Linked DNA regions of Mus musculus: region 2 is linked to region 1. A link is a loop called in an ENCODE intact Hi-C map of the cell type or tissue named here. Cell type or tissue: heart. All regions are shown on one strand. Links, peaks and the distances in the headings refer to the core of each region. The heading gives the core; the rest is flanking DNA. Region 1 overlaps Pcdh7 (protocadherin 7). Region 2 overlaps Pcdh7 (protocadherin 7).

Region 1 (15,938 bases), core at 4,202-12,201:
AAGGAGGGGGCAAATAGCCCCTTTTAGAGTGGGTCAGGCTTACCTGATTTTTGCCAGGTAACTGTGTGATGGAGCTTAGACAGAATGCTAACAATAAGAGCCGGACTATTGGGCTTTCCCAAACTGTTCTCCATACTACTGTATTCTGTGAGACCAAGTTCCCAACATTCTCACAAAGCATCACAAACTCTTTACCATCAGTGCTTCTTTAAAACAACATCAACATCTCCTCTGATGAAACGCAAAACCCATCCCTTGTTCTTGTTGCCATGTGAAACCGTTTATGCCATTCCATTCTTCTTGTTGCCATTGTTAAGCTTGCTTGTACCAACCCTTTCCTCATGTTGCCATATGAAATCTAGCTTGTATTATTCTTCATGAGTAAAATTTCAACTGGGAATGCCTCCTGAATGGCAAAGATTTTTTTCATTAGGTTGATCCCCTACCCTTCACATGTGCCATTTTTATGTCTCTTGTTCGAGAACCTTCTCCATGTCAAAGCTATTTATGAATATTATTTTACATGACTTGGTAAGTTGTGATCCACGTTTTCCTCTGTCTTGGTGCTTATGCACTTGCCACAGTTGCTTTCTTATTTCTCACAATGCTATACACATTATAGTAATCCACCCTTTGGTTTTTCCTTAAAACTAAGAAAAGATTTAGTTACTTATTAAAAGCTTTCGTATATTAGGGATTTGTATGCAGAAAATAGTCTATTTCACCATGTTAAATGGAACTATCTGGCTGCAGACTCAGAGCATGTGGATTCTATAATTTTTTTTTCCTGGCTTGCAAGATTCCCACATTTGATTCATCCAAAGATAAATGCTGATCCTAAAATAATCACTCTGAAGTATTTAAATTTATGAATAAATTGGTTTAATTTAAAATATGTAGGCTTTAATTTTAGAAAAGAATTTAAACTTTCAAATGTTTTGTGTAACATTTTTTAAGTTAAATACACAACAGATAAAGGTAAGAAACATCACCAAACTTCCTAAAAAAAGGTCCTATCCCATCAGATAATTGAGTTTTTAATATGGAGATATTCTTTTAATTCAACAAGCCTACACGGTACTTAAACCTCGAGAATTCTGTGATGTTAATATTTTATGATAGCAATTAGTTTCCAGGATTTCTCAATTTACAATCTGACTAATGCTATTGCCCAAGCTTTAGGTGGTTCCTGTTAAACAGACAGGAAGGTTAATCAGAAGTGTGTCAGAGCCAAAGGATGTTGAGAAACTGGAATATTTTGAGATACATCGTCTAAACAGGATCATAGAAAGATGAAAAGGATTACTAAATTCTAAACCTCAAAAGTTTTTCTGATAGCTGCTTTCCTAAACATTGGGATTAAAAGTTGAAAATACTTTTAGAAACAAGAATGCAAACACATACTTAGACAAATCCTTATCTTTATAGGAAACTTCAACAATGTTGCAGCCTTTTGGTAATAAATACACTAAGAAACATATTTCTGTGAAGAGTCAAACTTTTTATAGAAACAAAAATTAACTGTTATTTTTAATTCTTGGGCCATTTATATATCTAGTTTTACATTTCAAATTGCTGTCATAAATGCATTTAAATATGCAAGTTAACTTCTGCAATGTCTAAAATGTCTTTAAATAAACTATTTAAAAGAAACACTTTAAATGAATATTTTGCATTTGAATATAAACACAAAAAGTCTCAAAGACTTCTTTAAAAACCAAACACAAAATCTTACATGGAACAGGCCTTACACTTCACATGCAGTTTTTTCATATTCAAATAATTATTAAAATGCAAATAATATATTCACTTTATTAAGCATTTCTTTTCATTTTTCTATATAATTTTATTTGCTTAAAATGTCATATGCTGTCACAATTAAAGCATGCATTTAAATATTATTAAACATGAATATTTTTACTAATTTTATTAGTTGGATCTTACAGGGTTTGTGGACTCCAACTAAGTTGAATACCTTTTTCATGAATATAAGTGAAGGTATTTTGATGCTGTTGTTTTGTACCCTTAGGAGAACATACCAAACACAACCATTCTGTGTTATTATGTAGCAACCAGAGAGTGACAGCAGGAGGAAACAGTAGAACACTGAGAATTGAAAAGAATCTGGCTTAGGGTTTGTTATTAGTCTTATCCTGTTACTTTTTTCTTTAACTTTGTTTTTAAAAATCTATGCCCATGTCCTAAAGTCCCCAAGCTACTCTGTTGAGTTAAAATGTTAGAAATGGATGTTACCTTATTTTGTCTAGCAACCAGCGGTATTCTTGGAGAATTATAGTTGTAAGTCTAGTGATGGTCATCATCCAGAAGACCTTGGTAGACCCCCATGGTGATATATGCCTTTAATTCCAATACTCTGGAGGCAGAGGCAGGCAGATCTCTGAGTTTGAGATCAGCCCTGTCTATAGAGATTTCCAGAACATCCAGGGCTACACAGTGAAAACCTGTAAGAAAAGAAAGAGGGAAAGAAAGGAAGGAAGAAGGAAGGAAGGAAGGAAGGACAAAAGAATCAGTTTGCTTACATCATTTTTGAGATTTATGTTTCTTAAGGAAGAAAAGTAGAACCTACGCTTTGGACCTGGTTTTGTTGACAGAGACTTGATGGACACCACGGGGCCGCAGCTGCTCATTTTCCCCTTACATATTTCACCATCTCCCTTCCCCAGGTGTTGCTGTCATCACTACCTTCCCCTTCCTTCCCTTTCCTCATGGCAAGACGCATGGAAGAAGAGTGCTGTTAAGGCCTCTCCATTAATCAACAGGTATGGCGGTCCTCAGCTGCCCCCCTCTGAGCTTCCCACTGCTGGTCTAGCTATCGCTTTTACACATAGAACACATGATTATCCACTACACAGTGCTTGGAAGTACGAAAGGACTGTTGGACCCAGTTTCTCTTTACATATCCCACCTGTGACACATTGCAATCTTTCTTCCAATTTGTAGAACTTTTCCCCTTGAATGCTGCATATAGAATAATTACTGATGCTGTTCTCAAAAAGGTGTTACATCCAACCAGTTGAAGAGAAGTGATCTTGTTTTTATCAGTATGTCACTTTCAGCATTCTCTAAATACTTACTGATACAATAAGTTTAAAAAGATCTCTTAGAGACTGAACCCCCAACCAAAGAACATACATTGACTGGATCTAGCGCCCTCCCCCCAACACACATATATAACAGATGTGCAGTTCAGTTCTTGATGGTCCCAAACAGGAGCAGGGGGGGATCCCAACAGCTGTTGCCTATCTGTGTAATATGTTTTTCTAGCTGGGTTGCCTTGTCTGGCCTCAGTGGTAGAGGAAGCACCTAACCCTACAGAGACTTGATGTGTCATGGTGGGCAGCTACTCAGAGGGGGCCTCCACCTTCTTAGAGGAGAATGGGATGGGGGCATGGGTGAAGGGACTGTGGAAAGGGGAACCAGGAATGGGGGCAGTGATCATAAAATAAAAATACTTTTTAGATTTTAATTCAGATTTTAGTCTTCCTTGCATTTTAGAAGCATGGTACAAAAAAACATATTTTACTACCCCTATCACTGAGTTATAAAAACTTAGGTGTAAGCCAATTCACATATATCTGGATTTATATCCAAAATGCCAATCTGGTTAAACAGAAAGCATGGTAATTACTTGTGGAAAAACTTTTGTCAACTCATCTGGTGGCTTTTGAGGAAGATTGAAGTGTCTGTTGTGTTCAAGCTATCCCAAGATACCCTTTAATTCAGTGTATTACATTTTGAAAGAACTGGATCCTCAGGGCACAATCTAGGAGAGTCATGACTAATAAAACATGAATTCACAGTGATCTATGGGCAACACCCGTCCTCTTGATTTCCTCTTCCACTGGTGAAACTAGTCTTTCTGGCTCCTGCAGGGGCTTGCTTCGGAGATCTTAAGGCTCCTCATTTTGTCCTGTGACTTTCTCTGGCTCTTTAAGACATGTGACTACAATACTGCCTTTGGGCTAGGAAGACTGTTGGCAGATGTATTTACACAAAACTGAGTGTGTCTGTAAGTGTGGTTGTGTGGGAGAACTGTGTTTGCAGTCCTTAGAGCAGATGTATATTAACTGAACAATTCGCTTTTACTTATATATGTTTAGCTTCAGTTCAAAGACAATAAAGAATCTCTCTACTGTATCTAAGTATGTTAAAATGTCATCAAACCTGAAAAGGCAATGAATCTCAGACAAGGTGATTAATCTTTAATTAGTAACATACGGCTTCCTATCAAGTGATCACTGCTTGATTACACATCAGAAGGCCTCTCGCCAATGCTTCTATTTTTTATGTTTAGTGGTTTGGGCCTGAATGCAACAAATTTTCCTGCCATCACATCTGACTCAACAGATTGAGTTGATCATGCCCACAGGTATTTGTGTAGTTGGAGTGTTACATGTGAAGAATATTTCACCAATCCCTGTTTGAAAAACATGCAGTTACAGCCTATTTAGAGGTTCCTGTGTCAGAATTTTGGCCTCCATTTTCTTACAAATTTAACTACATCAATGGATTACTTTTAAATGTGTTGATCTGTGTATAATAGGTGTGAGCCCTGAGGATTGGTAATGTCAAATGTAGCAAGGTCACTAGCAGTGTCTTGAGTGAAATGAATCTTGTGTAGGGTCTGATGCATCCCGTGCCACTTAGATACGCATTCACAGTGACCTCTGAATTTGTAGAGGGCAGAGCTTCACATAGCTCTTGATGTGTGCATCTTTAGTGTACATGTTGAGTGAATGTTTACAGAGCAGTCATTTCCCCTCCCACATAAAGATGAAATTTTATCCTCACTTACTCAATGAAAGAGGTGGTTCCAAGAGAACATATTTGAATTAGGACATAATGGAGAAGCAATGTCCATTTCAAACTATCCCATCTGACCACAAGCAAAGAAGTTCAAACTGAATGCTTATCAGTTCAGACCTAGAAATCAGTTTGTGCCTTTTTCCTTTCTGTGAACTGGCAGGTACATAGGATACATGATCTTTTATGTTTTTGTCTTATTACTCATGGAATTTTTTAAAGTGGAGATGTAGAGATTAACGGCCAACAAAGTCAATGTTAGTAGGTCATGTTTGGATACTCCACATCCCTCTGGAAGACTTTTGCCTGTGTGCACAAGGAATCTCCATGACACAAAATGTAAAGGGGGCTCAATCTCTAGTGTAATTTAGTTCTCCATGATCTTTCTCCCTCCCTTCTTCCTTTCCTGCTTCTCAGTCCCTTCACTCCTCACCACTCCTTGGTAAGGTTGAGCTGAAATCTACCCTTTAACTTGAATCTGTTTATCAGTATTTTCTTTGGGAAAAGGAAAGCTAAATGCTACTTCTTTTCCAAATGAAAGTATTTTCAGACTTAAATTAAGGCTGGTACGATGTGAAAATGTGTAAATGTTTATTTATCTCTGTATATTTCATTCCTGGCTTATAGCACAACTCTTTAACTTTTCCATTACTTGGTTGCAAATTCTTTTCATGTTCTAGGTATTATAACTTTCCCGTTTATATCAGAACAATTTTTCCATACAACAAGAAATTCATGATGGGTCATTCTTTTTTTTTTTTTTTAACTCCTACTTAATGTGTTTGAAGAGTCTAGAAATTACCTTGATATCTCTTCAGACTTGAAAGGGAAACACAGTTCAGAATGATTCAAGACTTTGAATAGGTTTTTACATAAGTATGTGGGTCTTGACTGTAGGCAATATATAAATAGAATAAATATGGGTATAAAGTAGATTTAAGTTTAGAAACAAAAAGCAGTTTGGAAGACCTTATTCTTTATTATAGTGAATCTTTACCAAAATTCTAGCAAATTCAGCACTACAAAGATATTATTAAGTTAATGATAATGCCAGTGGAGAAAAAGAAAAGATTCTCTGAGTTCAAGTTATTGACTTAACTGACAATATGAGATCATCTGTAACAGTAAATTTCACAGAGGTCAAACTAGAGCAAAACAATAATAAAAAAACTGGGTAAGGCATGTGCTGTCAGAGCTGTACTAATAAAAGCTACTACAAAGTAAATTCTTCACTTATGCACACTCTTGCTTAATGCCAAATTGCTGTCAATGTCCCTTGGTGAGTTCTATTTATGAGCAGATTACAACACACTCTCAGAGGCCCTGCACATCTAACTCTCAGTGAGTGCCGACACAGAATATATGGTCTTCCTGGAGCTGTGAAATTTAATTAATTTGCTGGCAGAGTACAGTTTTCACGCCACATGCCTTTGCCCTGACCCTGCTCGGGACTTCCATTTTCAAATATGCTTTATATATTGTAAACCTATATCATCTTAATGAAACTTTTCCACATGGTAATTTCAGTGCTTGACTTAATTTTCTCAAAAGCGCCAGTGCCTACATAAATTCTTTTTTGCTGTAATACTAACTGTCATTTGCTAAGTTGCATGAATATATGCATGTCCCCCTCCAATTTTTGATATTCAGATCTCAAAGCATTGCCCTTTAGGTATCACATTAAATATAAGATTCTTAGGTAAATTTTAAAACAACAAGAAACCTCTATCTTCTTTGTCTCTCACATCTATTTGAGGTAAATGTCATGTATACTGTATTTAATATCTTCCACTTAGTACCATAAAGAGCAATATGGACCAAGGATGCTACTGATTAATCATCCCTTCAAATTCTCACCTACTGCATAAGTATACGTCTCTTGAATGACAACCCCTTCAATATTATTTCTGCTTTTTATAACATACGGAAGTCTAGGGATTTTAGAAATTGGTATTTTGCTCTAGCTTTGCCAATAAATGGACAGAAGTATGATTCGTCATCTGTAAAATGGAGAGGCTAAGCTAGTTAAGAGTGACTGTCAGTGAGACAAAGGGTTTTACTTTTATTTCTAAAGCTATATCCTTGAGAGGAATTCTAGAACTTGGTTTTACTCTGTGATGTGGAATAGTATGATCATGCAAGTAATTATCTCACTTTGCTACAGTTTTGCTTCAACATTTTTCCAAAACACCTATGAAAAAAGGAAATAAATTCATTGCTATAATTTTAGATTGTTGCATTTTACTATTGGAAATGTATGTATGCATGAATTACATAAACATGCATTCATATATGTGTGTGTTAGGTATTTAGATGTAAGTGTTACCAGTCATTGAGACGGTCTCCTCTGCCTGCCATATGTTAATGGGGAAATGAGAGTCCAGTCCTGGGGTTCTTAATGCAAGAATTTAAGAAAGAAAAAAAATCTAAAGGCCATTTTATTAGAGTTCAGAAGAAAAACCCCAGGACAGGCAAGCTTTAAATCTCAGCAGCTGCCATTAAAAAAAAAAAAAAAAAAAAAGGTGAAGAGGGTTAGAGAGAAAATCATCAAGCCACATGACAGACAAGCAGCCACATGTGGGTGACAAGGGCTTTAAGAAAGAAAGAACGAAAAAAAAAAACCTTAAACTCTGGACAAATGTAGAAATAAAGAGTCAAAGAGAAAAGAAAGGAAAGAAATAGGAGTTTCTGCTTTAGGACCCAGAAATGTTGGTACACCTAACAGAAACCTGTGGAGAGATGTAACAACTGCCCAGAGAGCAAGGAATTCTGGGAAGATAAACTGGTTTTTCTAAGTAAATAAATTTCCAGGTAAATATCTTTAATGTGGCTTATAGCAAATGAGAATTCTGAAGGTTGGTCCCTTTGGCACGGGAATTGACTAGCTGCAGTCGATTAACACTTATCGAAGGAAACTATCCTTTGTCTCCACCAGAAATAGAGTCTATTCTTTTGAAGAGAGTGAAATAGATTTTGGTTAATGGACATCCAATGGAACTCGTGTGTGTGTGTGTGTGTGTGTGTGTGTGTGCGTGCACAGACACTATAGTAGAGACAGATGAGAGAGTGATCTCAAACTTTGTTGTCTCTTCATTCTAGAAACAAATGACTGCATGACCACATGAGAAAATGTCTCTCCATGGAATTATATAATATAGTACTTGCTTTTAAAAATGCTCATTGAAAACTGATCTGTATAGTCAGTTGTTGATGGTCTGTACCTGAATTCCAGCACTCAGGGGGCATAGTCAGAGGGATCTCTGAGTTCGAGGCCAGCCTGATCTAGAGGGTGAGCTCCAAGACAGCCAGGGCTACACACTGTAACCATGTCTTGAAAACAAAGCAAAAATAAAGAAAAATCAGAAGGACAGGAGAGAGAGAGAGAGAGAGAGAGAGAGAGAGAGAGAGAACTCGTCCATAAAATAAACTATTTTGTTAATTTTACATCAATGAAGATGTTAATCTCTAAGTTGCATACCAATTTCTATTTCAATTATTAACATTCATAAGATAGAAAGTTAGACATAATGAACTCTACTGTTAATGCCATTTATCACCAGTCACATGGCAAACAAGCAGCCACATCCTGGGGAAAAACAGGCTTTAAAGAAAATGGAAAACAACCCTACAGAAAGACATGATACCAGCTATAACTCTGTACAGTCGTTTGCTGATTTGATTCTCAAGTTTTCCATTGGGGCCTATTATTATAAATTGTAATATCTCAACGAAGAAGTTGACTCCTTGGAGAACTCTACAATATCCAGAGACATTTTTACTCAGATCTGTTACTGGAACTAGAAAGCTGATAATTTCCTTGTGAGTACCTACTGCTCACCTTGTTATCTGTGGTCTAGATGCTCTTTATCTGCTGTTATATGAATGATAATCACATTGCTGCAAATGACTTATGAAAGTCATTTGCTTGATTATAGTCGAGCCATTAAGGTACAAAATATAAAGTCTTTGCAGAGAGTCTTATACTATTTTTCCTGGAGGAGATTATGAAAAAGTTGGTGAAAACTAGCTGAGGGAGGAAAAGAAAGCAAGAATGCAAGATGTAAGGAAGGAAGGAAGGAAGAAAGGAAGGAAGGAAGGAAGGAAGGAAGGAAGGAAGGAAGGAAGAAAGAAAGAAAGAAAGAAAGAAAGAAAGAAAGAAAGAAAGAGAGAAAGAAAGAAAAGAGAAGGAAGTATGGAAGGAAAGAAGAAAGGAAAGGAAAGAAGGAATGTAGGAAGGAAGGAAGGAAAGAAGAAAGGAAGGAGAGGGAGGGAGTGAAGGCAGGAAGGCAGGTAGAAAGAATGATATTGCAAACCCATTAGCCAGTGAGAGAAGTGTTAGCAAATATTCTAAATCTTTGTTATTGAAAGTATTGCAGTAGGACGCTAGAAGTAAAGATCTTATTTTCAGCTGAAGCTTTCTTTTGCATGAATGTACTGCATAGCGTCATAGCTTGTGTCACCGAGATGAAATAAAGCAGATAAACATTTCTGTACACAAGAAGCAAAACGCCACTGCGTGGCATGACCTGCTGCTTTTCTGGAAGAACATGGACGATGGTCGGCTGTTTGCAAAGTTTGACAAAAACAAAAATTCTTTGTAATCTACATTCGACTTCTTTTATAGAGGTGAAACCTGTAAGGAGAAAAAAAGGGGGTAGCTCAACCTAGAGAATCAGGAGCTGCCTAAGAAGTGCTTGCCACCACCACTCCTTCCCTCTGGACACGTTGCACTGCAGTGCCCTTCTGTTTGAGTTTATAGCAAACAAAACAGAGACAGTCACTGAAGATTCCCAGATAAACATTAAGCAGACATAACCATCATTATTTGTGCTTGTCTGTCCCTCTAATCAGCACAGCAGACATCAAGCAAACAAACAGAACGTCTTGTAAAGAAAACTCTTAGCACAGATGCATTAGCTGATGGCAGTAGGATATCAGTTAATTGAAGGGGATGGCGGATCCTCTTAGATGAGAGGACTGCACATTGTTCAGGGGTTTAATGCTTTGCATTCTTTCTTGGATATACTGGTTGAAAAGCTAGTGAGTTGAAGTAATGAAGTAAATGGTATATATATATTTCCTCAAAGCAACAAAGAAATTGGGACTACAGCTTGGTATCCTACGAAAATTCAACAAAAAAAAAAAAAAAAAAAAAAGAAGAAAAAGTTCAATCCAGCTCTATGTTTATAAATATAAATAAAGAGGAGGTTGGGAAGGGCAATAGTTTTGTGAGGGTGGTTTACAGTACATTTTTTCCAATAATGACTCCAAGGACATTTCTTTATATTTTAATTGGTTATCAAATAAAAAAGTTTGTATTTGGTATGTCTTTAAATATATGAATTAAACAGGTTTTGCCTCTGTTGTATATAATAATGTGTCTTCTATAAGGTGTCTTTTTTAGCACACTGAAATTCTAGTTTCTCATATAAATGAAAGCCAAGATAAATTTAAGCTCCTTCTGCCCACTGAGGTGGATAATTCTGTGTTAGCTTCAGGGTGAGCGAGAGAAAGAAGCAGGGCTCAAAAATTAAGGATATGTATTGAGTCACTTAAAATTAAAATTCTGACTATCTCTCAGAAATTGAAGACAGGAAGCGAGTATTTTCTTGTGTGAGAGGACAGAGAGAAGAAGGTAGAATAAAGCCAGGCAGAATAAGTGACATATTCTTGCAAAGAGCAATGAAAAAAAAAGGAAGCTTCAATGATTTTAATGGAGTTTGTTTAATGCTGTTGGTAGCTCTGCTTGCATTTTACAGAATAAGGCAAGCAGGTAAAGTGGAAGCAGAAAATTAGGAGTCCCGAAGGTGGAAGAAAAAGCCAAGGTGTTTTGCAGGATAAATTGAATTGATACAGTCAGACTGAAATAGGCAGCATAGCTATTGAATGTTGCCTGTCCGTACATCGTATCAACTACATATCAAACGAATCTGTGCACTGCCTTTGATGTTGGCTGAAGAGTACCAATACAATAGGATTCCAGGGAAAACACCCATGTGTGTTTGTGTATGTTTACAACCTTTACAAACTTTAAAGGGAAAGTCAGAAAATAAAAAGTGTAATGTTTTGCAATATTGTGTTTAATGAGTCCATTTTAGTTTGGGGAAGAGTATAGTGTTTTTTAAAATAAATTATACTTTTCTATTTTTGGCAATATTTTGACAAAATAAATTAGTTGATCATGGATTGTGAAATGGTTCATAAGTTAAATTTTCAATTTTTGGACATCATAATATATTTAAAGGTTATAATGCTTATTCTTTATATTTTTCAGAGATTTTAAAAATCATTCCCAATCTAACTAAGAAAAAGTAAATTCTATATTTTTATATTAATGACTACTTTTTTGGAAGTTCTCATTATAATGTGCAGAGTTCAAATTCATTCATTAAAGAATAATTAAAATAATAAAATTATTAAGTGGTAAAACCTAAAAGAAACATAACTAATGTACAATAAGGTATGCTTTATACATAACTATATTTTCTTCTACCTTTAATGGTAGTACATATAAAACAGTAGGAAAGTACACTTTAAAGAGCAACTTCAAGACTGTGTGACCTTTTGTGGTAATAAAAGAAGGCATTTTCTTGAATTTATTGCATGAATCTCAAAGCACTAGATTACCCAAAAAAGGTGGTTCCAAACTGAAGTACTGAGTCATGTGTAATGCATACTAGCACTGCACTTATAAGTTCATATGCATTTAGCTTTTACTTTCAATTAAAATTTATTTATGAGATTTCTAATGGTAAACTGTTTTTTTTGAAATTTGGTTATAAATTGAGGGCCACTTAAAGGAGCATTTTAATGAAATGATGTCCTTTCCCTTAAAGGCAAGTGTTTATTCTAAATACCCATGGGTGTTCAAAGTGGTATGTGCTAGGGGAATATGTAATATCCACCTCAGAATTACTCACCAAAATGATTAATTATTTTCTGAGCTTTCCTGAATGTTACTGTCAGTGTTGTAAATTATGTTGTCTTATGTGATGAGTTAAATATTTTTTTTTAGGAAGAAGTAGAATTAGAAGTTATAACCTAGTTTTTTTCTGAGTATTTATTTCTAGGAAGAGAATAATAACCAACCCTCAGCAATTGTTAGACTACCTAACTTCCCATGATCAAGTCACATAGAACCACCACTCCAGCAGTTGCATCAAACTACCAGTTCCAAACTGAAGTACTGAGTCATGTGTAATGCATACTAGCATTGCACTTAAACGTTCATATGCATTTAGCTTTTACTTTCAATTAAAATTTATTTATGAGATTTCTAATGATAAACTGTTTTTTTTTTTTTGAAATTTGGTCACAGATAGATAATCTAACCACTCAGTGATACCTTCGCTGCCTTAAAGGTGGAATAAAGAGTAGCCCACATTAAGCTTCCAATAATTCCTGCATACATTGTTGAAGTTCAAAAAGGAGGCATATTTCCCATAATTACCTAAAAATCATAGTCCCCAAATACATCTTAGATATGTTGCTTCTAAGGAGAAAGGGCATAGGGATTAGATGAAATAGAAATTTGATATTCAAAATGAAGTTATAAACTCATGGATCATGAAGGCATTTGGGGAAATAATTGTAGAATTTATTTATGTTAAATAACACAATGTGGTATCACATATGACTGTTTATTTTCATCAAATTAGATGGGGGAAGAACAGAAAATATGAAGTCTCAAAAATTTTTGACGTATAGACAAAAAAGGAAAATATATAAACTTGTAAGTTTAAGAGAAAATATTAATAGAATCTCTCACATATCAGTTAATCAAAATGTCTTTGTTCCTTTCCATCTAATTTTCTGTCTTAAAATTTTCTTGGACATGATTAATGCAAGTCAAACTTATCCACTATTCATGTGAAACTCAATTTAAGTTGTATAATTTAATTTCATATAGAAAATAAAACCATGACCAAATGAGACAGAAAAATACTACTTTTTAAAAAATTAAAATTATTTGATATTGAAAGCAAAATAAACATATTTACCTTTTATTTAAATATAGAATTAAAATATTAAGTTTCAATCAATTAAATAATCAATGTGAATGCAACATGTGACCTAGAAAAAAAGGAACACAAACTCTTTCTCGACATTTTTACTCATATCTTGACATTTAGCATTTGTTGATCAGCAGGTGTCCAAATTTCTCTTATTTCAACAGATATTCTCTTACATAATTAATACTGTTGGGTCTCATTTCTTACATGGGAACATTTCATAAAATACTGTGTTGCTGACAATCCTCTTTTAAAGTAATGAGTTTCAGTCATATTAACTTCATAAAATCATTTAAATAGGCTTACAAAGCACCATGGAACATTGGCAACTTAAAGCTCAAAGCATTTAAAATTCCAGAAGGGATAAATCTGTTTTACAAATCTTATTCATGATGCTCTCTCAAATTAATCAACCTTTGTTATCACCAAATATTTGACCTGCAGGTTATATAAAAAGCTGCAATGTGTGTATTCACATATGTATGCATATAAGTATATATACATACATACAATTGTTCCTAACTGAAAGTAGATAGAAAATATAAATTCATGAAATATATTTACATCTAACACTTTAGCAACAATCTTGAATTCATATTATTGTTTATTTTGATATTTTGTCCAGTTTGTCTCTACTTTTGAAGGAATTGGAAAGAGCTTGGCTAGGCTACCACCAGGAGTAAACATCTTGTAGAAAACATTATGATACCAGCACAGTCCAAGTAAGCCACACCTTGTCCTACAATTTTTCATGTATCTGTACTTGACAGGACAGGAACATAGCAACTAATTTCATGGCAAGAACAGAAAGGACAGGCATTGTTCAAGTCCTGGGGTACTATTGAGTCCCTCATGGACCACAAAACTAAGTGACTGTTAACTAATTGTGTTTGGGACATGAGTCTACTTCATTCAAAATAATACATCTAATGATTAAACCTATGTATTTGGCTTAAAACTTTTGAGTTTCCTGTTTGTTTTGGAATCTGGTGGTATTAAAAACTCTTGCAGCAAACTCTCAGATCCTCTGGATCTTGCAACCTTTCTGCCTCCTGTTTTTCAATATTCTCTGAGGCTTAGCAGAAGTTGTTTTGTAGATCCATCAGTTGGAACTGTCTTCCACAGCTTTATATTTTGATTGGCTGTGGTAATTATTTTGTTTGAGTGTTTATTTTACTTTAACTCATATTTATGCTATTTTTCCTACAAAGGCTTGGATCCTGATTTTAAATCTGTAAGACACATACCTATATTAATTAGTTCACATCTTATTATGTTCAGTTCACTAATTTTTCATTTTAGTTGTTTTATATCAAACATGATTTTCAAAATTTCTTTTGTTATCAGTAGTTTTTAAAATATAATCATTTTTATTTTAAGTGTATACAATTTACATAGAATAATGAAATTTAAGTATATTCTTTGATGAATATATTATGTCTATGTCAGCCAATTCTAACTTAAAACTGGGAGATAAATTAGTTTTGTATCAATCAAATCATGCAAACATATTAATTAAATAATCTTTATTTTCACAACCATAACTATATGATCTATTTTAAGTTAATGGCTAATTATGTAGAACATGGATTTGATTCTTTCACTTTCCTGCAAATTGCAGTGATCATTGATATTAAAAAATTGTTTTATGCTTGTTTGAACAGATTATTAATATACTCTTTAGGCCTCTAGTTTTTTCTAAATCTGTTCTCTTCAGAGATTACAGAAGAGATGTAAAATTATTTGTTCGTGGAATTCTAAGCATTCAGCTCTCAGGACAAGTGCTGCCTAGAGAGGCTGAAGTTCTAAAAATGTTAAAGCAGACTATATATATAGGCAGGCAGGAGAGGGAATATATTGGGATAAAGATTTAGTGATATAACAACTAGCTTTGTCAAGCAAGATAAAAATATATAAGGAAGGGATGGTAAGAAGAGAGGAAGAGATGGAGGAGAAGGCAAAGCAAAGAGAAGAAAAGTTTTCCTAAATTTATAAGTGTTCCTGGTCAAATTATTACAGATAATTACTTTCTATAGCTGGTTGGGATGACCAGTCTCATCTAAAAGTATTTCTCCAGCTGAAAATTTTTCCTGTCCTGGAAATTTTTTCATGATAATTAATCTTCAGCATGTACAACATGATTTAGGTAGCTATCTTGCCCTCATTAAACACAGTCTGCTCTTTCTGACCACTAACATTATAACTCATCAGCCTTCCCAAACAGTAGCTGTTTAAAATCAAGGGATGTTCATTGTGGATCACTGACTGGGACTGGCTAGGCCTAAGGGATGAGAGACACTCTACAGGTAATTGTAAAACCTTACTCTACAATCAGAATATATTCTTGCAAAGCCTAAATTACATCCCAGTCTTTCAAACTTGGAGGCTCACATACTTAAATGTTTCCAGTAAATTAAAAAGACATCACACTTTCACCTTCCATAAAAGTGTTCAGGATAAAAACACAGCCCTTTGATTTGTCTGATTACTCATCAAAGGTAATTTTCATTGTTTTGTGGGCAGGATCCATGAAGTGTTCTGTGGGAGATTTAATGTGTTGCCTCTAAAATGTGAAGTAGCAGTTTTTATGAAAAAGGGAAAGTTTAGTAACAGTTAGGTAGCAATAAATAGAAATACATTTAAGATGTTCTCTTTTGTTTGTGTTTTGTTGAAGGGAATGGTACATGAATGGAGTAAGCAAGCATTTTTTTTCTTGTTTGTTCCCAATTATAAAGAGAAATTATAAGTAGACCAATGCATCCAGACTCATCAACATGAGTTGAGAGACTCCACCTCCTAGTTGTTAGTTAACAACTGTTTTACGGAGTTCATCAATTTGGGCACAGCAGCTCCATTTTGCCAATGGTTAGGAGTTGACTATATTAAGATTTTGTTTTGCTATAAGCAGGGAAGTCAAGTTACGTTGAAAAATGCATCAAAGTATTGCTAAAGTAGAAATAAAAATTTAAATATCAAAACTATTTCAAGGACAAAATCCTATTATTCTTGGGAGAGAATCTTATTCAGTGAGCAGAACATTAAAATAAAAATGCAGGATGTCCACTTAGACCCTTCTTAGGAAATGAATTAGAGGATACAGTA
Region 2 (15,938 bases), core at 3,108-11,107, 200 kb before region 1:
CTTAAATGCCTATCTGGAAGTACTGACATTCCACAGTTTATGATTTTAATAGATGGACTCAGAAATGCACAGTTCTGTCCATAGCAGAGTTCATTCTTGGTCTTCAGTAAGACATACCAGACTGGACTATAAGCATTTGCATGTCTGCTAATTGTATTTAGTCTTTATATTCAGAGGAGCACGTGCTTTCCTCTTTTCCTGTCAAGAGGAACCTCAAATATGTTTTACAATGATGAAAGATTCATATATGTGCTTTATCTCTGTGGAAAAAATATGAATCTATAATGTGTATGCATGCACATACATTTTTTAAATACATTTCCCAGTTTCCTACATCTAACATCTCATGCATATCATTGAATATTTCTGCAGCATCTAGTTTTCATTGAGATTTATCATTTTAGTTATTTTTAACATTTTGGTTATTTTACTTTTGCTAGCCAGTAAGTGTATAAAGGTATACTAATGAATAAAATAGCAGTATCCACCCAAAAGAATCCAAAAATGTAAATTATTTTTAATGGCAATATTAACACTTAGAAGCAACCATCTATTTTTTCTTAATCATTAAATTCCAAATGAAAAGCAGGAGTTAACTCTCTTTCTGTCAGCATTCCTAGGCAAAGAAACAAAAGAGCTGAGCAAGCCTTTCCTAAGGAGTACTTTTTGGGCCTCTAAGGCTGGTTGGACATTTGACCTCCAACATTTAAAAATGGAAAATGTAATATTCTTCTGTGCAGAGAAATGGTAATAAATAGTGCATGAACAGAAGCGGACTTACAACGTTGCGTTTAAACCTGCTTTTCAGGATATTTAATTGTTGATCACAAAGGCAAAAATCCTTCCAGAGATAACATTTCTGGTGTCCAAAATCAGTCATGGTAAGGTCTGTTTCTTCCAAACCAATACAACAAGGGGTCAGAAATAATAAAATTAACTCCTCTATGTTTGCTGGGTTTTCCTTTCTTGTTATGTTTGTAGCATGAAATTCATGCTTATGTGTATATGTGCATGCAATGTACATATGCATAGGTGTATACAAATATATACTACCCATACAAAGGTAATACAGTTAATGTTTCAGAGAACAAATGTTCAATGCTAACATCTATATGCTATTTAAGTTCTTAGTAGCAATCTAGGTACTTAGCAAATAGAAATGACAGAAAAGATGGGGGAAAAAAAAGTCTTCTTCCAGGGCATCCTTGGAACACTATATAAATCACAATAGCTAAGTTTAGGTTGCACATTATATTCTGGCCATTGAGTAGTATGTAGCTTGCCTGTATGTAATCATCAGTTGATCACAACAGCCACAAAGTCTAACTGATAGTTATCATTATATTGTGGACAATGGGTGTGGTGAGTAGGAGAGTTACTTACTAAGGGTGACTTACTCAGTCACATAGTTTGTAAAGTGCAGAGCTACAGTTCAAGTACAGACACTTTAGCTACAAAAGGCCACATTCGCAACTACTGTGAAGTACAGGAATCAGCTCTGCATTATAGACAACTAGTTTCATGAGACTGAAATTGCATTCGCTTGCTTTGCGGCAAGGCTTCAGTGATATTCTAACCTTGCAATTTTGACACCTTTTATTATGTTCTTGAAATTAGGTCAGTCGGTCCATTTGAAAAAATAGTACCACCTTAAACCTCAATCAAAGTGCAAATTATAGGATGGGAACTTGTGTGTTAGACAGAGGTATTCTCTTTTTTTCTTCCCTCAGCCTGGTCTTAAAATTTTCAGAAATACCTCATCACAAGCTGTTGTTATTTTAATATTTTCCAATTCATTCTCTATTCACAAAGTGTTCTGCATATCATTAGTGCAAGTAGAAGAAACAAATTCATTAATCTTCTGTGAATTGCCATTTGATGCAAGATAGGAAATGCCTTCTAATGAAGAATAAAATTTTGTTAACTTTTTGTGAATCAGCGCTTTAGAAAAATAAAATGTATATTTTCCTCTTGAGGTTTCAAAAGCAAAGGGAAAGGAATTAGTTACAAACTATTTGTAATAACGAATTCTTCTGTTTCTTCAAATAAGTACTGATTACACGTCATGAAAATGTAGTTGCATATCTGTGGGCGGGGGGGAGACATTCCAAATCCTCAATGGATTCCTGCACTATACATGCATGTCTTGTGTCATGCATGCTGGTGGGGTTTGAATATTTTCGCCCCCATCCTAACGGATAGTGTGTCGAAGATGTGGTCATGCAGGAGTGTGCACAAAAAGTCTAAACTCAACAAAGGATAAATCCATTATTGGATACATAATTTGATGGCCATATTAGGAAGTGGCTGGACTTAGGCAGTAGATGTAGGTGACTAGGGGCATGTTCTGGCCTACTACCTTGTTTCTAGTTTCTTTCTTCCACTTGTCTTTGCCTCTTATCTTGTGTGAGGTAAGTTGTTAGGTATCATGGCATATACTCTATCATAATATTCTCCCTCAGTACAGGCCCATATACAATGGAGCCATATGACCATACACTGAGACCTTGGAATCCAGAAGTCCAAATGAACATTGCCCTACTGTTCCTTAAGCATTTTTGTCACAATGATATATAGTGACTAACATACATAGTTACTCCAACAAAATATAATTAATAAATACATATAGTAAGCTGAACAAAAATAACAAATGATGATACAAAAGGATTATAAGAATATACAGTAACAAAGCATATTTAAAACTACAAACATTTTACTTTTGGGATGGTCTTGTAAGATTACCCGACTGTTGCTCACGATGATCAACTGAATCTACAAGAAAGAGCTGCTGTTGCATACCCTTTTGGTAGTTTAAAAATTCATCAGTTTTTATTTAAAATTTACATACATTTGTACAGAACATCTAAACTGCAAATGAGCAGCATTTAAGACTATGCTTTAGTGATTTTTGTTTTTAGTAAAATGATGCTGCTTTAATTCTTGCTGTGCCTAGTGTCTAAAAGAAGATCTCAATAATATTTTCCATTGTTGGATATTTTCTTTTCAACTGAGAAGCTTTTCCAATATATCTATATAGAATATCTCTGTATTCTCTTGTATATTATCTCCTCCTATAGGAAATCCAAACATCTCAATATTGTGGGGAAGATGTAAGGGTTTATTTTAATTCTTTATTTTTAGTGTATGTGTGTGTGCATGTGTGTGTGTGTGTGTGAACTTTTATGAAATTTCATGAAATTTTGTGCACCATATGTATTCAGGCGCCTGTGAAAGGCAAAAGAATCCTCAGATGCCTAGCAGCTGCAGTTGTAGCGGGTTCTGAGCCTCTAATTGGTTTCTGGGAACTAAATCTGAGTCCCCTGCAAGAACATCAAGCTCTTTTAGCCATTAAGCCACCTCTGAGGCCTCCAGTTTACAACTTTTAAGCACTGAAACCAATGGACCCTGATTCTGAAGCTATTGTTTTCTTACTTAGTTTTCTTCTCCTAAATAGATGGCCTCTTAGTTACTCTTGTATGTGAAGATGTAGTATGACCAAGGGAACTTTTAGAATAAAGCATTTAATTGGGGGCTTGCTTATAATGTCAGAGGATCAGTCATGACCTGTTTGGACCATGGTGGCATGGTGCTGGAGTGGTAGCTGAGAGTTCACATCCTGACCCACAGGCAGGAGACAGAAAGAGAGCAAGACTGGGACCAACAGTGGGCCTTTGAAACCTCAAAGCCCAAGTCCTTTAACAAGGCCAAACCTACTTCAACAAGTCAACACCTCTTAATCCTTCTCAAACAGACTCAGTAACTAGGGAGTAAGCATTCAAACCTATGAGCCAACTGTGACTATTCTTATTTAAAGGACCACAGATGGTTAAAACAATCCACCGTTGCTATTTCCAACTAAAGCAAGTGAAATACAATAACCTGCTAGGGGGTGCAGTTAATTTCCTGATCACACATGAATTCTTATGGAGTGTCCACACCAACTCCTTTTCTTTCTCTTATAGCTGCTATTCAGCCACAGCAAACATATAAAAGCAGTCAGCACTACAACCCCATCACAGTTTGTAATTGGAGAACTAGGTATGAATATCATAAATTACTATATATTCAATAAATCAAGATTATGAACAAAGTCAAGTCTTGATCCATTCTATTTGAGTGGGAAGGCTTGCCTAAATTTATTATCTGGAAGAGGACAATTATTTATGATTTCCTAAGCTTTACTAAATACATAGTTATACCTGGGTGGGTAAAAGAATAGAATAATTTGAAGTCCTAGTGTGTGTTGTATTCTTATATTATGCATACTTACTGAAGGTCACTGGGTCTTATGTGTGCTTCTTGGGTATGTGTTGATGTAGGGTTATTTTGTTGTTTGGGAACACTTGTCAATTCCTAGTAATAAAGAAGATTAATACTAATCTTATATAGTATGCAGGAAATAATTGCCTATGCTTGTGAGTTCCTGAAAATTCCTAGCTACTAATTTTAAGTTTTTTGATAGTTCTCTTGTAAGAACAATTGCCACCGAAGCACAAGGGAGACTTGCTGCCTGGTGGCAAGCAAAGATTCTGTTGCTCTCTTTAGCGTCTGTTTACATTCATACTTTGCTTACAATTTTAGATGCAGTCTATAATAGATGTCCTGTTTCTTCCGTAAATGTCATGGCAAATGTGTTCGTGTGTGTGTGTGCTAACACATATACACTAACTACATAAATCTATATAAATTAAATTAGTAGAAAATAAAGAAGTTCTGGGTTCTGCATTGTGGTGAGATACATTCCATATAGAGAAAATGAGAATAATTTATGTGAAGCCTAATTTAAAAAAAAAAAAATAGATGCCCAGAAGCATCTCTTGTCTTTAGTTATTATGGCAGGCAGACTACTGGAAATTACCTTGTGTTCTCATTAGATGGGGTGGTGGTTTTTAAACTTTCTTTGGCTTGTAAGAATGGAGAGTGTTGATACATGCACTGCCAAGTTAGTTTTCATGCTGTTTAGTATCAGAAGGAAATTACTTAGCACATACTGCCCTGCACAAGGAAGACACTGAAACCAGAAGTTCTAACAGTGCAACTCACCTTGTAACACCTTTGTTTTAGTGAGCACAGTCTGAAGAGGGAGGCACATGCAGAGTTTCTTAAATTCATTTGAGTTTCTAATCTCTGATGTTGAGCAAATACCCAACTTTTTTGTTATCTTTTTTTCCTTTGTTCACCATTGAACAGTCTATCTTGTTCATCATTGAACATTTTATGCAAGATAAGAGAAACTCCAAGTCCAGCTGTAAAAACTGTGGGTACTAATGAAAACGATTCCATTTGTATAATGATACTTACGTTTTTTTGATAAAGACAAAGGGAAATTCGAAATGAAGTCATGATTCCCAGTCCAAGTATTTCCTAGAAAAATTAGTTTTTACAAAAAAGATTATATTGTTACCAAAAATAGCAGAGTTGTCACCTTCCATTCCTGGCACTCAACTGTGGAAGAGAATTGAAGACACATTATTTTATCACTCAGAGAAATCGCTGAAATGTCTTATTGAAGAAAAGAGAAAAATACACTTCAGAGCTAGTGTGCAAAGTCTCAATTTAGGAAAAGGAAAAAAAATCAAGGATTTTGCTCAAGGGTCCAAAAAAAAAATGTTTGGCTTATTTCTTTTTCATCACTTAAGCTCGTTTCTTGCTGGGCTTTTTATTGAATAATTGAAAAAAAAATGGGTAAAAGAGGGACTTTTTCATCAAAGGCAAAAGGTAGTAAGAAATAAAAGTACTGGGGGAATAGAGATAGGAAGTTGTGTCTTTCTGTACTTTCATGATTGCCTACATTTCTTCCTAAACTTCTAGTTGAAAAGGTTTGGGGGAAAAAATCAGCCTGGAGGAAAAAAAAAAACAGAGAATAAAAGCTGAGATTCTGTGCTCCTTCACCCCCAGCCCTCCCCACCCCCTCCTTCTCCCCTCACCCCCATTCTCTCTCACACGCTAGCGCACTCATCACACAAGCCACCACCATCACAGGTATGCGCACACCCACCTTCATAAGCTCATGTTATTTTGTTTTAAAATGATCACTATTTATGTTTGCAAAGTTAAGTAAACAGCAAGAGTTTATTTGATGAGAATTAACATTTAAGGGGACTCTTAGAATTTTTTGAAAGCTGTTTTTTGTTTTGTTTTGTTTTGTTTTGTTTTTAAAAATAAACCTTTTATTAATGCTCCCTTGATTTCAGGCTGCGGAGGAAAAAAGCTGGAAGGAGAGTGCTGGCAAATTGGAAGCTTGGTACTTGGCCTTCTTCTTGCCAGACACGAGGCTGTGGGCAGGATGTCTCTCCCTTGCTACTCTGCCTCCTCTGCAGCAGTCAGTTTGTGATCATCTGCGATGCTGCTCTTTTCCTCCCCCAGGGGCAGCCTGTCAGCTTTGGCACCACTTCTGGTTTCCTCCTGCCACGGAACAGGCTGTTTTCACCTGGCCTCAGAGGGAGTCAGAGGTCAGGATCGAGCAGCCAAGAGATAAGAATATTTTAAGCACCGGCTGCCCTTTCTATTTCAGTATCCAACCTACACAGAAGAAATGTAGATTAGTGAATATAGATTTTTTTTTTTTGGCCAGAAAATTTGCAATATTTCTTGGTTATGTAAATAAAAGTCTGTGACACAGAGCTAGAACTCAGTTTATCTGAGGCATGTGCCTTATACAATTCTTAAGAAGGAGTACCACAAATGTGATTCTAATGATATTTCCAACATATGATGTCTAAATGAATGTTGTTCTCTCATGTATTTTATTTCTCATTGTTGGTGCCCTCTTACAACTGGAATATACTCAGAAACTAATAGTCTTGTTTGATGACTGCCTTACACATCTTATTCAGGAATAATAACATAGTATGAATGAGACTATAATGGGAACCATACACACCCCGGGGGAAAGACTTAACAATTCTTTGAAACGTTGATACCTGACAAGAAAATGGCAGTATAGCTTTGATTCCTCCCTCCTTTGTAGTCTTGCATCAATATTGCAACTTTGGCTATGGGGCATCAACTATTCTCATTTCAACTGAATTAAAATGTATTTTGTGCACACCCTCCTTTACAATTCAACAGTTTTTGTTCTGATAGATTTCTAATGGGTTTCTTCCTTGGCTGTTAATCTTTAGACGTCTTTGTTGGTCTTTGTTGGGCAATCCTGCTTCACTCTCTTTTAGTCTGTCTGTGACTTCGGACCAAAACAGAACTATTTGATTGTAACTCTTCACTCTAAATTCTTCACACTTGACTTTTGGTTATTTTTAGATGTCAAATCACCTTCAAATGAGAACTATTACTGTCACTGAAGATACGGAAAGGAAAGCAGCCTAGGGTTTGAGCAGCTTGCCTGTGGAGGACTTATGCAGATGTGTGTGGTGACAGCAGCATTACTGACATGTGTACCCATTCCAAGGCCCATTCTGGGAACATACTGATTCATCTGACACCATGTTACTTTTTTCTAAAAATAGACATGTAATCTCATATATTTAAGCCTTGCATTTTTTAAAAAGGGCAATGATTATACAAAGTACTCTAGAATTGGGATGTCTGCAGAAAAATCCTAAGGATTACTTTTTAAACAATTTTTTTTTTACTATTTTTTTTAGGTGCTTTCCAGTGTTCCTTTTTGAGCTAAGCACCTATCATGTGTTCTATTAGCACTGTAACTTGTTATCAACTGGCTTTTAGATAATCCTGCCTAAGTGACAGGTTGATGACAGTTTTTAAGATATTGCCTCTCCAAGTTATATTTCTGTTCATAGAGGGTGCTAGAAAAGCAGAGAGCCTCGGTGTGAGACTTTTAATGGAGGAACTCAGAGAAGAAATGCAGAGTGCAGGGGAAATGCTAGGAGGCCTAGGGGACATTTCTCCCATTCCCCCTAATCTCTCCTTGATTCACTTTGTTATAGTCCATTTAGAATAGATTCTTGGATTTGAGTCCAGCTGAAAATTAGAAATTCTTTGTATAGTATTGATGTCATTAACAACTTTCTCAGTTCAGTTGATACGTCAGTCTGTGGATATTATGTTGTGTGTGTAGAGGTATATGTGTGTATTATGTATCTATATGAATATTTATATATGATTTATATATGTATATATGAACAATATATAAACACATGTATGTATATATGCACATATACATATTATTGTATGTTGTATACACACACACACAACAAAGTAGTAGTGCTAGGGTAATTAGAAATCTAGAAACCCTTCTTTTCCAGGAAACAATGCAGGTCAATAGCCCTGGCCTAGAGAGTAGCAAAAGTGAGAACACAAAATTACACCACAGTCACTTCTGAAAAGTATTAAAAAGAAGTAACAGGAAGAAGGACTTTTTAATAATGGTCTTTTCAGGCTTCAAGATAAAGATGTTGAGTGGATATCTCCAAAGGATGCTCCTGTGTAACACACGGCTGGGTTATCCCCAAAGAATGCTCTTGTTTAACAAATGTTCATTTCCAGAGGATTCACTTAGACGGGAGTCCTGCAATGCCAAGTGAGAGCGAAGGAGTTGGTGTTTAAAAGGAGGATCTCAGTGTGGTCTGCTTCCATTAAAATTCCCCCCATAATATTTTGGCACTTCAGCTTCCTGATGTTTTATCCTGAGAATGTCTACCATCTCCTGAGGCCTTATTTTCAGTAACTATTCTTAAAATTTGCCCCATTCATTTTCAGCAAAACCTTGCAGGATCTTTTTCTAGTTCTTGTAGAGCAGTGGTTTGAGCTAAAACATTGATTGAATCATACCAAGGTAGAATTATACAGGTATACATTAGTGGCTTAATAAGTCAGTAATACCAGGGGCTATTTGCAGGAATTAGTAATTGACATGATGAAAAGAAAAAGCCTCAAACAACAGTTATTTCAAATAAATCTGCCTGATGAAATGTACTTTTTCTTTCATACATTGGATCATTCATTCATTTCCCTCTTACACGTTTTTTCATTTTTTTCACTTTCATGTTATGTAGTCTAATAACTATAAATAAATGTCATTGCACTGGGTTGTTCCCACTTGAGGATCAGTGATCTGGGTCACTTATATCTGCAATGTTATGATGAATGAATCAGCATAGAGCAATGCAATTAATTATTTAAAACAGATTATATGATGTGCCTTAATATTTTAAACGTTTTATTGAAATTTTAAATTACTTGCTGTCATTGTATTTATATTAAAATTTTTAGGATACTGGAAAAAATCAGGCTTTGTAACATTAAACTGTTTTAATATCCTTTCTACAGACAACATTGAACAGAATCTAAGGAAATAAGGGCACTGTGGGCACAATCAGGAGACTAATGCACTTCCTGTCTGAGGTTAGCTAGTGCCTCTAACCAGCACTTTCCAGTGTTTTCAGGCATTTTATTTTATTCTATTTTATTTTATTTCTTACTCTTCTATTAGATTCCCTAGAGTCCCTGTATCAAATTAGGATGAGAATCATGAGTTAAAACACTACCTTCTCTCACAGGATTCTAATTGTTAGAAGTTACAAATGGGTTTCACATGGTTAAAATCTCTGTGTTGGCAGGGTTCTTTTTCTTTTAAGCAGGTAAGGAAGAAGACTTTTCTTGAAATTTTTTTTCAGCTTTTAGAAATTGCGTAAATTCTGTGGCTTGTGACTGGCTTTCATATTCAGAGCAATCATTAAATAATTTTCATTATAATAATTTATTCCGACCCTTATTGCTAGATTTCTCTCTGATACATTTGAGACAGGATGTTTACATTGAGTCCACATAGACAATTTTTTAAAAAAAAATGTTGTTTATTGGAAAACATTTTCAAATGTTGTTGAAAATTGGAAATTTTCATTTTTTCCTATAGTACTCTTGTTCACAGTTTTTAGTACATTTATCTTACTTTGACTGTACTTTTGTGTGGAGGTGAGGAGGTATCCTCAGTTGCAGGTGCTTTCAGAGATAGGGGAGGAAACAGGATCCTCCACAGGTACAGTTACAGACAGTTGTGAGCTATCTAATGTATTCTGGGACCTGAACTCTGGTCCTCTGCAAGAGCAGTATATGTTATTAATAGCTGAGCCACATCTCCAGCCTTTTGACTAAAATCTTAATGCCTCTTTGCTCTGTGAGGATTATACATAGATTCCCTGCATTATGGAGAAAACATCTTTGTGAATCAGTCTTTGTCTCTTTTAGATTTAATAGGTAAGCTCCAAAAATTGAATAACCTCACTTCATAAACTACCATATGTTTTATATCAAAATGAAAAAGACTTGATAACCAAATATTTTTCTTGTGTGATGAAAAGTTTATTTTCATATAGGAAACATTAACTTATTTTGAAACATGGAATATGAGTTTAGTTGCCAATTTACCCTTTTATAGGATAAAGGCTGAGGAATTTTATTATTTCTTGAACTTCTCAAGTATAAACTATCTATAAAACCTATGGTGGTTTCTTGCTGTGATCTGGCTGAACTCTACTCAGAAACAGTAAATAGTGTGGCCAACCTTGAGATATAGGAGGTCTCATTTTCTATCTTTCGGTGTCCAATCTTTCAGCTGAGTTGAACACTAGGAGTCCAGTAGGATGTTGTAGGTGGTAGAAAGTATAGTTAGGCCACGAGTGAGAGCTTCTCAAGAACAGTGTCTCTACTTCTTAGGATGGCACATGACAATGACCCCACTCAACCAACTGCATGGTGGACATTGTCAGGGTCATTTTGAAGGCAATTTGATGAAATTCTAATAACTGGTACAAGTAAAAGTGTTCCCTTCTAATTTCCATTGCTGTAGTGTGCTACCACAGAATGCCACGAGAATCATTTTTTGGAGTACTACTTATCACTTGGAGAAAGGATTAATTGTTCATTATAAAAGAACATGCTGTCAGTTTTCTTGGATGTATTCTGCTTACTTCCCTGTACATGCATTTTGTGTGAAGATAATGAGTCCAAGATGCTGTCATTTTTGCAAAACAAAAAACAAAACAAAAAATAATCACTCCCCACCTCTGGTAAACAACTGCTAATGTTGATTTGTCTATTTGGTTTATAAAGTCTGGTAGGAGTTTGTGTCTCCTTTCCTGAATGAAAACATTTCAATAGGTTTGTGTTTTTTTCACTTCACCATGGAGGCAGGCTGAAGGTGGGTGAAGGAAAATTCAGTCTTTGGAACTCTGAAATGCATTAAGCTTCTCTCTTGATTTAACACAAAATGATCAAAACCACATGCATGCCTGGAGTTATTCTGTTTTTTTTTTTTTTCTATTGTAATCCTGGTGGGCTTTTTTTTGTAGAAGTGGTTCAGAATACATTATCTTTGAAGTGGATTCCAATTGTCAATAAAACATGCCTGGAACATTATTCTTCTACAGGGAAGCAAAAGAGAAAATAGATAAGTGACTATATCGTTCTTTTTAAATACAATGCCCACAAAACTCTATTATGACTTTTGTATTTCATACGCAACCCACTAGCCCTGCTGATGAAATTATGGCATCAAGATAAACAGTAACAAGAAATCCTTGAGTAAAACAAGTGCTTATGAAACAAGGGTGGTACAAAGGAGATTAGACTATGACTTGGCTTTTGAAAAGTCTATGTCCTTCCTCCTCTGTATAATTTTAGTGTAGAAATATCAGGCTATTATTTACAGGTTTCCTTTTTTTTTTCTTGTTTGTGAATGTGATTCTAATAATATCTGCACAGTTCTGGAGCTCAGGTGAGAGTAAATAGGTGAAAGTAATTTATAAATTGTAAACTGCTATACAAAGTTTATCTATATTTAGGGTACAGATGCTAAGGAGGCTGCTAATCTCCTACAAGTCACAGGGCAGCAGCTCACGACATAAAATTATTCTACACCTGATGTTACCAATGCCATGGAAGTGAGGCTTTGTCCAGTTGTGAGTAATATTTGCTCTGGTTGATTTCTAACAGAGAAAGGTGAAGCTTTTGGGAAGTGACCATCGATGCATGGAGTGTTGAGTTGGGGAATAAAACATTAACTTCTTCCATTTTTCTATATTTTTTCTCTTTTTTTATTATGTATTTTCCTCAATTACATTTCCAGTGCTATCCCAAAAGTCCCCCCCACCCTCTGCCCAACTCCCCTATCCACCCATTCCCATTTTTTGGCCCTGGCGTTCCCCTGTACTGGGGCATATAAAGTTTGCCTGTCCAATGGGCCTCTCAGCCATTAAAGGCTAGGCTCACAACCATTTTTCTATATTTTTATTTAAAGATTTATTTTTATTTTATGAATTGAGTGATTTCTGGCATATTTATAAGTGCATTCAATGCATGCCTCTTGCCCTTAGAGGTCAGAAAAGTGTGCTGGATCTCCTGAAACTGGAGTAACAGATGATTGTAAGACACTATGTGTGTGCTGGGAACTGAACCTGAGCCTTCTGTAAAACCTGAACATGCTCTCAATCACTGAGCTATCTGAGCAGCCTTTTTTTTTAAATTAGATATTTTCTCTATTTACATTTCAAATATTCCTGCTTCCTAGTCCTGGAATTCCCCACACTGAGGCATCGCTCCTTCACAAGACCAAGAGCCTCTCTTCTCACTGACATCCCACAAGGCTATCCTCTGCTACATATGCCTGGCTAGACTTCTTCTGTTTTTAATTTAGGCAAATGATTTTCCACTGGGCAAACACAGCTATAAGCCATAGGACATGGGGAATTTTGAACATTTCTCATATTGTTTGGTTTTCCTAGCATCTAACTTGATCATCCTGGGCATGGAGAGAGTGGTAGTGTGAGTATGTGCTAGTGGTGAAAAATAAAAGCTAACCTCCAACTTTCTTAAATTGAATATCTATGGAGAAGATGATCTTTAAGAGGAGTCAACCCTAGATACTAATTTGGAAAGCAGAATTTTCAGAAATATACTTGTATTTTGGTATATTTATAAATCTATATAGTTAACAAATTTTAATTTTGGATGCATGGGTGATTTGCTTGAATGTACCAATATGTACCATATGCATTCCTGGTGCCCAAGAAGGCCAGAAGAAGGTGTTGGATCCCCTGCAACTGGAGAGACAGACAGTCATCATGTGGGTGCTAGGATTCAAATTCAGGCCCTCTGTAAGAGCAATCAGTATTTTTAACCACTGAGTCACCTCTCTAGCCCTGACTTTTCTGTATGTATGTGTGTAAATGTTCATGTATGTGAATTATGGAGGGCATGCCTGTGTAGCATCAGAGGTCAACTTCAGGTGTCAGTCCTTGCCTTTCACCTTGCTTGAGGCAGAATCTCTTTGGTGTTTTTTCTCCTGTGTACTCCAGACAAATTGTCCCATGAGCTTCTGGAGAATCATTGTCTCCACAGTCTATCTCTTGATGGGTATGCTAAGATTACAGAGGCTGGATTGTGCTATGGTATGCTTCTGACTTCTAGGTGGATCTGGGGAGTCAAACTGATGTAAAACATTTTTACTCACCACCCTCCTTCCCAACCCTGTATATTCTTCCCTTGAGTTCTTTTCTGTTCACTGGTCATATTAAAATATAGAAGGCATCTTGTTAGAAATTGTCTTTCTTCATTTATGCTGAGTCTTTCATTCACCAAGTTCCTGACAGGTACTAATCTAGAGACAGTGTGTATAAAAAAAAAAAAAGAAAGAAAGAAAGAAAGAAAGAAAGAAAGAAAGCAAGCAAAATGTTGTCTATGCTTGAAGCCAGTATTATAAGTGAAAGCTACTGCAACACTTGGAACAGCAATGTGGAAAGCTGTGGGTGTATGAAGAAGTGGGTAAGAAAGACTCACTTAACTATGTATGGCTAAAGCTCTTTCAGATTGGGTAACATTCATAGATGTCCTTAGGACACCTTGGTGCTTTCTGACAAAGGAAACAGGATGAGTTAGAGCAATACACAGAGAGATCCCATGTAGTGGGATGGAATTAGTAGCAGGTGAAGCTGTAATGTACACCAGAGTTTCAACTTACAAGGTCTTCGTGCATTGTGTTAAGGCATTTTAGAACGTTAAAGAATTAAACAGGGCCCCCAATGGAGGAACTAGAGAAAGTATCCAAGGAGCTAAAGAGATCTGCAACCCTATCAGTGGAACAACATTATGAACTAACCAGTACTCCAGAGCTCTTGACTCTAGCTGCATATGTATCAAAAGATGGCCTAGTCGGCCATCAATGGAAAAAGAGGCCCATTGGTCAGGCAAACTTTATATGCCCCGGTACAGGGGAACTCCAGGGCCAAAAAATAGGAATGGGTGGGTAGGGGAGTGGGGGGGGGAGGGTGTGGGGGACTTTTGGGATAGCATTGGAAATGTAATTGAGGAAAATACGTAATAAAAAAAAGAATTAAACAGTTGTTCAGCCTATGATGCTATGAATGTACAAAATGAGTTAATTTTAAGAAAACGTTTCTAGCCATTATACCCTTGAGTGGTGTGAGTCATTCAGAATTTTGTCTTTCAAATCCTTCAAAATAATATCTTACCATTGATTCTGCACCAATTCAATTATTTCTGAGTGAGCTAAATTTACTGAAGATTTTTTCTAAAACATTTTGATCTTCAGAAGTAGTAGCATTTAACACACACCCTTTGCTAGCCTATTCTGATTAGAGAACTGAAGATCAAAGACATATTTTGAGGATAAGAGTCTCATGTCCTTTTCTCAGCTATAAACATTCTTTAAATCCTCACACACAGTAGAAAATATTTCCTGAATCATTGGTATATAAAATGAGAAAACAGTTATAATTTGAGAACATATTGTTTTAAATGTATAGACTGTATAACTCAGTTTTAAATGACATGTGCTTGTTCCTAACTTCGATTGTTATTGTTCTTAGTCTTTATAAAGTGTGAACCATTTTATTTCCTCCTGACTAGACTTCCATGCTTTGTAGATTTTCAATGTATAGGTTTACCTGAGCAATACTACTTTTTGAGACAAGGTCTCATAATGTAGTCCTGACTTTCTTGAAACTCACTGTGTAGTCTAGGCTAGCCTCAAACACCTTTGCCTCCCGAGTGCTGAGAATAAAGGCTTATACCACCATGTCCATGCAGAAATCTTGATTTTGAAGGAGTTTTAGAACAGTAAATATCTTTAGACAATGCTATAGATTTCTTTTGTTCAGATGCTATTAACTTCTTTGTTTTCAATAATTAAATTTTCAAAGATGGTTCTTTGGCTATATAATTTCCTTTCTGCTCACAATTATTGAAAAATGTAAATTCCCCACATAGAAGTCCAAATTGATGATCTTTAGTGTTTTGAGGGGCAGATATGATTTTCTCTCACATTCATATTAGAAATCACACTACATAGTCATTTTAGGAAACAAAATTTGTCCGATTAGCCCTTCATTATCCACCCCTCTCTTCTTACTCTTCCTTTCCTTTCTTTCTGGCTTCCTTGGTCTTATAGAGGAGGATCTTTGGTGTTCTTTTCAACATACTCCTAAATCAAGGAATTGATCCAAAATGCAATGAGGTAATGACAGCCCCATTGTGTTTCTCCTTTTCTGCCCTGAACATGAAACTTGAAGGAAAATTACACTGCAATTAGAAATTTTAGCATTAATATTTCTACCTCTGAAAGTAATGGATGCTAAATTCTATCACTTAATGTGAAGGAAGTCAATGTTGGAAAATGTGTGTGCCTGCTTCGCACATTTACTGGGTTGTTTTCAATAAACATGGAAGGTGGGAGGTTGGCAGTTAGTGGTGGCTAAATCGGTGACAGAAATTTGATGGTTACTCCATTGCTCTTTTCTAGATCTTACCTTTAGGGCTAAAGTAAGATCTAGAGGGTGGGACACATTTTGTTGATAAATGATGGCTAAATATGAAATGGAGTATTAAAATAAATGTGCCTCAGTTCAGGGTCTTTATTGTTATATTACAACACCATGAACAAGTAGAGGAGAAAAGGGTTCATTTCAGTTTGCACTTCCATGTCACAATCCATCATCAGAGGA

The links. A loop is a pair of places that touch in the nucleus more often than their neighbours do. Peaks named below come from ENCODE experiments on the same cell type or tissue, not always from the same donor. Only the 100,000 strongest peaks of a DNase experiment are listed, where the experiment ranks them.
Region 2: it touches region 1 in a loop (2.7-fold over the local background); 2 of 42 quality-filtered maps call a loop at or near these places.

What each region holds. Positions count from the first base shown.
Region 1 is chr5:57,939,483-57,955,420 of GRCm38, forward strand. All of the region lies in intron 2 of Pcdh7 (protocadherin 7), which reads left to right. Among named protein-coding and RNA genes, the nearest start is that of Pcdh7, 230 kb to the left of the region's middle. In heart, for the core only: no CTCF peak of the experiment used is centred there; no DNase peak of the experiment used is centred there.
Region 2 is chr5:57,736,769-57,752,706 of GRCm38, forward strand. All of the region lies in intron 1 of Pcdh7 (protocadherin 7), which reads left to right. Among named protein-coding and RNA genes, the nearest start is that of Pcdh7, 27 kb to the left of the region's middle. In heart, for the core only: a CTCF peak has its summit at 6,365; DNase peaks (open chromatin) are centred at 6,383 and 7,343; H3K4me3 peaks cover 347 bases; H3K27ac peaks cover 979 bases.